Linked DNA regions of Homo sapiens: region 2 is linked to region 1. A link is an interaction called in ENCODE POLR2A ChIA-PET data of the cell type or tissue named here. Cell type or tissue: Panc1. All regions are shown on one strand. Each heading gives the region's core, and the rest is flanking DNA. Links, peaks and the distances in the headings are about the cores only.

Region 1 (4,645 bases), core at 244-4,243:
AGGCCCAAGGAGTCTCAGCTTCTTCAGCCACCCGATCACACCCCGACACACACTAGGCCCTGGTTCCTTCAAGTCCTTAGGTCATTTTCAGATTCAACTTCAGCCAAGACAAATGGTCCCCTCCTGCACCTGCCACAGGCACTGTTTCCAACGTGGGCAGAGTTGACAGTTGATGGGTGTGTGTGATCTTTCGGAGCTCCTGTCCCAGGCCCACAGGATGAACGGGAAGGTGGACATGGTGGGTAGAGCAAGCAGGAAATGATGATGGTCAGGAGGGGCCTTGAATGCTGGTTCTGGGGGCCTGTGCTTTACCCTCAAAGTGGAGGAGCCATGGGGAGCATTTCGGGTGGGGCACGGAAGGGAGACCGCGTGCTTATCATGGGCAGCTGGAAGGGAGTGGGAGAAACGGGGGCAGGGAGAAGACAGGGCAGATGTCCTGGAGACAGAAGGCAATGGGGACCCATAGCTCCTCCTGACACATCAGCCTGGCTTTCCTCTGGGGCCCATCCTCTCCCCGACCCACTCCCAGAGGGTCAGAGGACAGACGCCAGCCCTGGAGCCACAGCAGTCCTGTGACGAGGCCTGGCCAGCCGAAGTCCTGCTCCGCTGTCCTGGCCATAGTGATTTGCCTGAAGCATGTGACCCAACCTGAGCCAGTGAGAACTCACCACTGGGCTCTCCCAGAAACCCTCGGGGAACCTGGGCCTCTCTCTGCCGGGCGGCTGGTGCACTGCCCAGGCAGGACCCACGGGGAGGGCGGCTGAGCTGAAACCGTGCGGGAGGCCTGGGCTGCCGCCCTGAGCCCCGCATTCCCCCTTTGGCCCCAGCCGCTTCTGCCCCGGTTTTCTGTCACTTGCAGTCACAGGAGTGTGGACCTGGGGATGGCCTGTGGGAGGGACAGGGGCACAGGCACCAGCTGCACAGGTGTGGATGGGAGGACAGGAGCGAGGCCAGCCGCCTCTGGGCCACACCCTCCGGATTCACTCCCAAAGGAGAACGGCCAGGCGGCCAAGTCCTCCCAGCTGAGGGGTGCGGAGGAAGGGATCAGAGCGCTCCCCCAACAAAGGCTGCCTCTCCGTCCTGCACATCCCCTCGCCACACTGACCTCCATTTCCCTTCTTGGGGCCTGCCCGCCACGAGACTCTTCTCCCATTCCAGACTGGAAATCTTTTCCGCATCTTGACTAATTGTTTTCAGGTGGGAAGGATTTGGTGGAGAAATGGCGTTTGTGTGTGCGTGTGTGTGTGTGTGTGTGTGTGTGTGTGTCCACCCCCAGCCGGGCAGCTGCCCCAGGAATGCTGTATTGGCGGGAAGAGCTAGAGGACCCTTGGCCTCAGCCATGTCCTGAGGGGCTCTCGGTGATGTCAGCGGCTCCTGGCCTCTTCCAGTAAACATCTGTTCTTATTCTGACCCAGGAATTCCATTTCAGAACAGTAACGGCCTCCACTGGCAACACATCCCAGGCCGGTGATGCCTGGGGCAGGGAGAGCATCCTACCCCGGCCTGTGCCCCGCCCCCGGCCCCGCCCCCCACTCCCATGCCCGCCCAAGCCCCGCCCACAGAGCTCTCAAAAGGGACAAAATCTGCACCTGGCTCCGTGTGTCCAAGCGCTTTCACACTGTGGTCCCTCCTAGCAGCGCCATCAGGAAAATATGATCTTGTAGTAACAGGCCCTTCGCTGCTCAGTGCTGGCCCTCGCTTCATTTAATCCTCATCATAACCCACCAGAGTAGTTACCGTCATCAGCTTTTACCTTTCACAGATGAGAAACAGGAGGCTCGCTCGCCCAGGGAGGGAGGGAGCAGAAAACCAAGCCCACGTGTTGGAGCGAGATCGCGTCTGACTCCAGCGCACGGGACCTTGCAGGGGCTGATGGCCAAAAACTGAAGTCATGGGAAGGAGAGGGAGAGGGAGAGGGAGAGAGAGGGGAGGAAGAAATGACCGTTCCAAAGCCCATGCAGCACTCATCTCAAAATAAGAGAAACTCTCAGGTGCCTACACAGGGAGTGAATGCGCGTGAAGCCCGCCAGGGTAATGATAGGGAGCAGCAGAGACTCCCAAGGCACCTGGAACTGTGGGACCCTTCTAGAGGGTTCCATCCTTGCTCAGCTCTAGCCCTCCAGCACATAGGCCCGGCAGATTTCCTGGTTCTCAAGAGAAACTGGAAATCTTGAGCTTTGTGAGAAATTTTCAAACACTGGAAAAGCCAAACAAAACTCATCTGTGGGTGGACATGGCCCGTGGCCCACCAGTGTGCAAACTCCGCCCTGCACAATGGGAACCCTGAAGTGCAGAAAATTATCTCATTGTGAAGGGTAAGGCAGGGACTCAAAACAGGGCTCCTCAGTCCACATTCATAGAGTCTCCAGGTTGTACCACCGAATCTACTCGCCAGCCTTCTCCTGAAAGTGTCTCACTGAACCACATCCCCCGTAGAAACTCAGGGCATCTTTCAAAGACCGCAGTTTTCCTGCCAGCCTGCAAACAACCCTGTGCATGCCCGGTGCACTGCTCCCCAACCACAGGGGACACCTAACAGACCACGAGGGACTGAGAGAGCCTCCTTGACTGAAAGGGAAGGTCAACCGCCGCCACTCATCCCCATAAAACCACAACATGGGCACATCCTGCGTTCGAAGCTCTACTTGATGCAAGAGAGCAGGGAAAGGAAAGCCGTGCCACCGTGGGGAAATGGGCCTGGGAGATCCATTCAGGCCAAGGTTTGTCCACTTTGGGTCTACCACCACCAGCATTCACAGAAGAAGCAGCACCTGGTTCTCAATTCCCTTAGAAGCGGGGCTAGATGCTCTGAAGGCATGGTTGTAGCTCCCACACAAAATTACTAAAGACATAAAACGAAAACATGTTGAAAAAGAAGAGACAATATTATGAACTGCAGAAAGTAACTGCACACGTAGAGAATCCTCACCCCCAAAAACATCCAAAAAAAGGAACCAAATAATAACAAGGAAGTTCATAAAAAGTCTAGATGCAAAATAAATAGAGAAACTCATATATCTGGGAACGCAAACATGGGAAACATCCAAGCGAGAGATTTAGGTTTGTTTTGTTTTGTTTTTTGAGACAGAGTCTCGCTCTGTCGCCCAGGCTGGAGTGCAGTGGTGCAAGCGATCTGAGCTCACTGCAGGCTCCGCCTCCCGGGTTCACGCCATTCTCCTGCCTCAGCCTCCCGAGTAGCTGGGACTACAGGCGCGCACCACCACGCCCGGCTAATTTTTTGTATTTTTAGTAGAGACGGGGTTTCACCGTGTTAGCCAGGATGGTCTCGATTTCCTGACCTCGTGATCCACCCGCCTCGGCCTCCCAAAGTGCTGGGATTGCAGGCGTGAGCCACCGCACCCGGCAAGAGATTTATTTCAGAAGGACTTTTTGTGATTATCTGTGGTTCATATTTGTGCCATTCTAGTAACAGAGAGACTGCTTTGCTAAGACATGGGAAGATGCAGGTCATTGGGAGCAAAGGATCTGAAGCAGGGGCTGTTGCCAGGAAGGGCGCGCCTTGAGGACAGCAATGCTGGGGCTTGGGCTTGCCAGGTCAACCATGGGTATCAAGTGGTTCGTGGCAGCTCTGCACATGCATGTATGATTTGCACTAATGTGTCATTTTTAACTCTGTTTTCTCCCTGGGAATAAAGATGTCTAAATTCTGAGAATATCATTAGTCTGAAAGAAGCAGGTCCCAGGTATTCTGAGTAAATAATCACCTACTGTATTATAAATTAAAAGTGTTCCCAGATAACAATCTGGTGTAAAATATAATGGAAAAGACCCTATTGACAATGGCAATAACATTCTAAGTCTCTTAGTAATAAACCTACTGGGCTATGTTTTTAAACATCTGAATCAATCTTCTTATTTCCGTGAGAAAATTAAACATCATGAAGATGTCGTTCATTTGTTCAGCAAAGATTTGCTGAGGGCCTTCTGCAAAGGGGACACTACTTTAGGCATTTTTTTAAAACCTCACGATGGTGATACTTGCCCTATCAGATGTCAGAACATATTGTCAACCAACAGCAATTAAAGACCCCTGGACTGGTGCAAAAGAAAAACAGAAAAGGCCAGGCACAGTGGCTCATGCCTGCAATCCCAGCACTTTGGGAGGCCAAGGAGGGCGGATCACGAGGTCAGGAGATGGAGACCATCCTGGCTAACACGGTGAAACCCCGTCTCTACTAAAAATACAAAAAATTAGCCGGGTGTGGTGGCGGGCGCCTGTAGTCCCAGCTACTCTTGAGGCTGAAGCAGGAGAATGGCGTGAACCCAGGAGGCAGAGCTTGCAGTGAGCCGAGATAGTGCCACTGCGCTCCAGCCTGGGCAACAGAGTGAGACTCCGTCTCAAAAAAAAAAAAAAAAACAAAACAAAACCCAGAAAGGCCAGAAATAAACCCCATATCCTCCATGAACTTCACAGATGATGGAATATACATTCCAAAGTCAAGAAGAAAGAGTGAATTAGCAAACGAATGGTGTTGAGACAACAGCATGGCAATTTAGAAAAAAATGAACACTTAAAACCAACACCTTATACAGTATAAGAAACACATTTCACTTGAATTAAAGGAGTTATATATTTAAAAATCAAGTCAGGAAAAAAGCAAAACATATAATGGAGTATTTCTTT
Region 2 (4,645 bases), core at 176-4,175, 310 kb after region 1:
GAGTGGTAACCAAAGAAATGCAAATTAAATAAAATAACGCAAAGCCTTTGCAACTAATTTTCAAATTAATGATCATTTAAAAGAGTAATTAAGAGAGCTGGAAAGGATGCAGGGAGATGCCATCAAGGTACATTGTGCTTGGAGTGTAAATTGGTACACCCTCTCGCTCAGGGCTATTTGCAGTATAAATGCATACATTTCGGCCTGACGCGGGGGCTCACGCCTGTAATCCCAGCACTTTGGAGGGCCGAGGTGGGCGGATCACAAGGTCAAGAGATTGAGATCATCCTGGTCAACATGGTGAAACCCCGTCTCTACTAAAAGTACAAAAAATCAGCTGGGTGTGGTGACGGGCGCCTGTAGTCCCAGCTACTCAGGAGGCTGAGGCAGGAGAATGGCGTGAACCCGGGAGGCAGAGCTTGCAGTGAGCCGAGATCGTGCCACTGCACTCCAGCCTGGGCGACATCTCAAAAAAAAAAAAATCTCAAAAAAGAAACAAAAACAGCTCAAAAAAAAAACAAAAACAAAAATCAAAAAACATACATTTCATTAAAGCATACATTCCATTCCTACTTTTGCACTGATTTAATTACAAGATTGTTCATGGCAGCATGAAATAGGGAAGCTTTAGAAAACAATTTAATGTCTAATGAAGTATGGAATAAATTCTGGTATGAATGCATGGGGGTAGTGGGATGGGGAGGCTGTGAGGGGGAAGGAAATAAATCTTAGGTAACATAATGGTTTGTTGCCTTCCAAAGGGCCACAGGACATGAAAAGATATACGTTACGGTATATCTATGTTATTAAAATATCATGTGGTGGGAAACTAGGAAAAAAGATCTAGAAAGGATCTTTAAGATGGCGATCATGAAAAAAAAAGTTGAGAAAAAATGATCTAGGTTCCGTGTGGTGGCTCATGCCTATAATCTCAGTACTTTGGGAGGCCAAGGCAGGCACATCACCTGAGGTCAGGAGTTCAAGACCAGCCTGGGCAACATATTGAGGCCCCATCTCTACAAAAAGTTAAAAACATGCTGGGCGCGGTGGCTCACACCTGTAATCCTAGCACTTTGGGAGGCCGAGGCAGGCAAATTACCTGAGGTCGGGAGTTCAAGACCAGCCTGGCCAACATGGTGAAACCCCGCCTCTATTAAAAATACAAAAAATTAGCCAGGTGCAGTGGCGTAGGCCTGTAATCCCAGCTACTCAGGGGGCTGAGGCAGGAGAATTGTTTGAACCCAAGAATTGGACGTTGCGATGAGCTGAGTTCGCGCCACTGTACTCCAGCCTGGGCAACAAGAGCAAGACCTCAAAAAAAAAAATTTTTTTTTTAAATATTAGCCAGGCCTGGTGGCACATGCCTGTAGTTCCAGCTACTCAGGAGGTTGAGGTGGGAGGATCGCTTGAGCCCAGGAGGTGGAGGATGCAGTGAGCTGAGATCGCGCCCCTTAACTCCAACCTAGGCAAAGTGGGGAGACCCTCTCTCAAAACAAACAAACTTTAAATTTCTGAGTGATAAACAGCATCGGCCGCCTCCGGGACCTGCTCGGGTGGTACACTGCAAGCTGCGGAGACTTAAGAAAAGGGCGTCTCGGCCGGGCGCGGCGGCTCACGCCTGTAATCCCAGCACTTTGGGAGGCCGAGGCGGGCGGATCACGAGGTCAGGAGATCGAGACCATCCCGGCTAACACGGTGAAACCCCGTCTCTACTAAAAATACAAAAAAAATTATCCGGGCGTGGTGGCGGGTGCCTGTAGTCCCAGCTACTTGGGAGGCTGAGGCAGGAGAATGGCGTGAACCCGGGAGGCGGAGCTTGCAGTGAGCCAAGATCCCGCCACCGCACTCCAGCCTGAGTGACAGAGCGAGACTCCGTCTCAAAAAAAAAAAAAAGAAAAAAGAAAAGGGCGTCTCGGTTAGAGCCCGGGTATGGGGTAGCACCCCCTCCCCCGCCGCGGCCAGGCAGCACGGTCCGCCCTTGCGGCTGGGATCCCCGCGTCTCTCCGCCTTCGCTGGAGCCCCACTGTTGTGTTGAAGGAGACCGTCCTTCCGACGCCGAGTCCGGCTCCACAACCACGTAAACGAATTGTGGATTCAGACACCATGAGCGGCGGAAACAAAGGCGTCCCCACAGTGTCCAGCCGTCCGCTGAGGAGAAGGGTCTGCCCGACGGCCACCTGAGGAGGGACCGAGCACGCCCTCTCCGGTTCACGCTGCGCGCCTCCTCCAGGCGGACAACGCAGGCGGCCGGTTTTGAACTTTCCGGGTGCGAACCTCCCAAGGCTTCAGCCAGGTCACTCACTGTCTAAAGCCAAATCAAATATCTTTTTTTTTTTTTTTTTTTTTGAGACGGAGTCTCGCTCTTGTTGCCCAGGCTCAGCTTCCCGAGTAGGTGGGATTACAGCCCCACCAAGCCCGGCGAATTTTTTTTTTTTTTTTTTTTTTTTTGAGACGGAGTCCTGCTCTGTCGCCAGGCTGGAGTGCAGTGGCGCGATCTCGGCTCACTGCAACATCCAGCTCCTGTATTCAAGCGATTCTCCAGCCTCATTCTCCCCACTAGCTGGGAATACAGGCGCCCACCACCACGCCCAGCTAATTTTTTGTATTTTTAGTAGAGACGGGGTTTCACCATGTTGATCAAGATGATCTCAATCTCTTGACCTCGTGATCCACCTGCCTCAGCCTCCCAAAGTGCTGGGATTACAGGCGTGAGCCACCATGCCCAGTTAATTTTTGTATTTTCAGTAGAGATGGGGTTTCACCATGTTGGTCATGCTGGTGTTGAACTCCAGAGATCAGGTAATCCGCCGCCTCAGCCTCCCGAAGTGTTGGGATTACAGGTGTGAGCCACCACGCCCGGCCTGTTTGTTTGTTTGTTTGTTTGTTTGAGACAGTCTCACTTTATCGCCCAGGCTGGAGTGCAGTGGCACAATCTCGGCTCACTGCAAGCTCCGCCTCCCGGGTTCACGCCATTCTCCTGCCTCAGCCTCCCGAGTAGCTGGGACTACAGGCACCCGCCCCACACCCGGCTAATTTTTTTTTTTTTTTTTTTTTTTTGTATTTTTAGTAGAGACGGGGTTTCACCGTGTCAGCCGGGATGGTATCCATCTCCTGACCTCGTGATCCACCTGCCTTGGCCTCCCAAAGTGCTGGGATTACGGGCGTGAGCCACCGTGCCCTGCCTGTCCAAAAAATAAAATAAAAAGCCAGGCGCAGTGGCTCATGCCTGCAATATTAGCACTTTGGGAGGCCGAGGTGGGCAGATTGCCTAAGCTCAGTAGTTTGAGACCAGCCTGGGCAACACGGTGAAACCCTGTCCCTACTAAAACACAAAAATTAGCCAGGCGTCGCAGAGTGCACCTGTATTCCCAGCTACTCGGGAGACTGAGGCAGAATTGTTTGAACCGGGGAGGCAGAGGTTGCAGTGAGCCGAGTTCGGGCCACTGCACTCCACACTCCAGCCTGGGTGATAGAGCGAGACTCCGTCTCTAAAATAAATAAAATAAAATAAAATAAAATAAAATAACAAAGTAAGCAGTAAAACCATCCAGGCTTGGTAGTCACTATGGTGCTTTCCTCAGGGTCCCCTCCCACAGGCGGCTACTGAGGTCATTTTATCAGGCCCCCTGGGCTCACCTTTTGTTCCATCCCGCACAGGTGAGCCGTCTGGGCAGGCTTTGGCCAGCTTCGCGCAGGTGCCACTGCACAGACTCTCCCTTCAGAGCAGCGCTGGAGGACGGGGTCAGGAGTCAGTGCACAAATCCCTCCTGTCCTTGGGGCCGGGCAGCCACCGCGGCGGGGAGACCCCTCGCTAAGGAGGAGTGTTGGTGTTGCCTCTACTCGCCGGGTCGCCCAGGGCCCTTCACTTCCGAATCAACTCCCCACAGCCGCTGCTTTCAGGGGAAGCCAAGCCAAGTCACATACGGCACGCGCACTGGATCAAAATAATACACGCCTCGACATGCGCCAGACGGTATGTCTAGTATTTAAAGAGCAGGGCTGAAAATGAAAGGTCCTTACCCGGCTTCCTTGCGATTTTCCCACTGCTTCCCCGCGCCAGGGCCGCCTCCTCCGCGGTGCGCGGGAGTTCGGGGAGCGCGCGCCCCCTGCCGGCCGGCCGGAGCGCGGGGCGGGTTTCGCGCCCTCCGTGACCTGGTAGAGCTTGGAATTGCTTCGCTTGTTCTCGCCCGAGGCTACTTTGAGGTTCTAAGTGACTCCCCGTTCCCCGGGTGCCTCGCCGTCGAGAAGCCCAAAGCTTCTCCATCTCCAGCGCTGGATGAGGCTCCCCTAGTTTTCCTTCTGCCCAGATACCCTGTGCTCTCACACAGGTCGTGCTGATGGCGGGGAACCGGGACTGCCGTTGTACGTGGCCTGGAGCTCACTTCCGCTCTCCCCCTCGCTGGACCTCTGACCGCAGGTCTCTGAGTCTGTTTCTTGGAGATTTGGGATAGCTGGGAGGCCCCATGAGAGCGAGACGGTGAAGCTACCAGCAATGGGGTCTGGTTCTGATGTAGCCATTGACCCCAGCTTGCACAGCTGAGCTTGCACATTCCTCCTCTCCTCCCCAGCCCCTGCCCCCGCTCCCAGCTGTGGCTGCCCCATGTCCTCTCCAGACCACCCCGCACAGCTGTGGCTGCCCCATGTC

Evidence for each region. Peaks named below come from ENCODE experiments on the same cell type or tissue, not always from the same donor. Only the 100,000 strongest peaks of a DNase experiment are listed, where the experiment ranks them.
Region 2: POLR2A ChIA-PET joins it to region 1 with 6 read pairs; 3 of 35 experiments call an interaction of 5 or more read pairs at or near these places.

What each region holds. Positions count from the first base shown.
Region 1 is chr5:179,324,966-179,329,610 of GRCh38, forward strand. All of the region lies in intron 2 of ADAMTS2 (ADAM metallopeptidase with thrombospondin type 1 motif 2), which reads right to left. Among named protein-coding and RNA genes, the nearest start is that of ADAMTS2, 18 kb to the right of the region's middle. In Panc1, for the core only: no CTCF peak of the experiment used is centred there; no DNase peak of the experiment used is centred there.
Region 2 is chr5:179,630,429-179,635,073 of GRCh38, forward strand. All of the region lies in intron 4 of LOC128966623 (a long non-coding RNA gene), which reads left to right. It also overlaps a transcript of HNRNPH1 not described here. Among named protein-coding and RNA genes, the nearest start is that of HNRNPH1, 9.1 kb to the left of the region's middle. RefSeq lists an enhancer at 2,076-2,576. In Panc1, for the core only: no CTCF peak of the experiment used is centred there; no DNase peak of the experiment used is centred there; H3K4me3 peaks cover 652 bases; H3K27ac peaks cover 529 bases.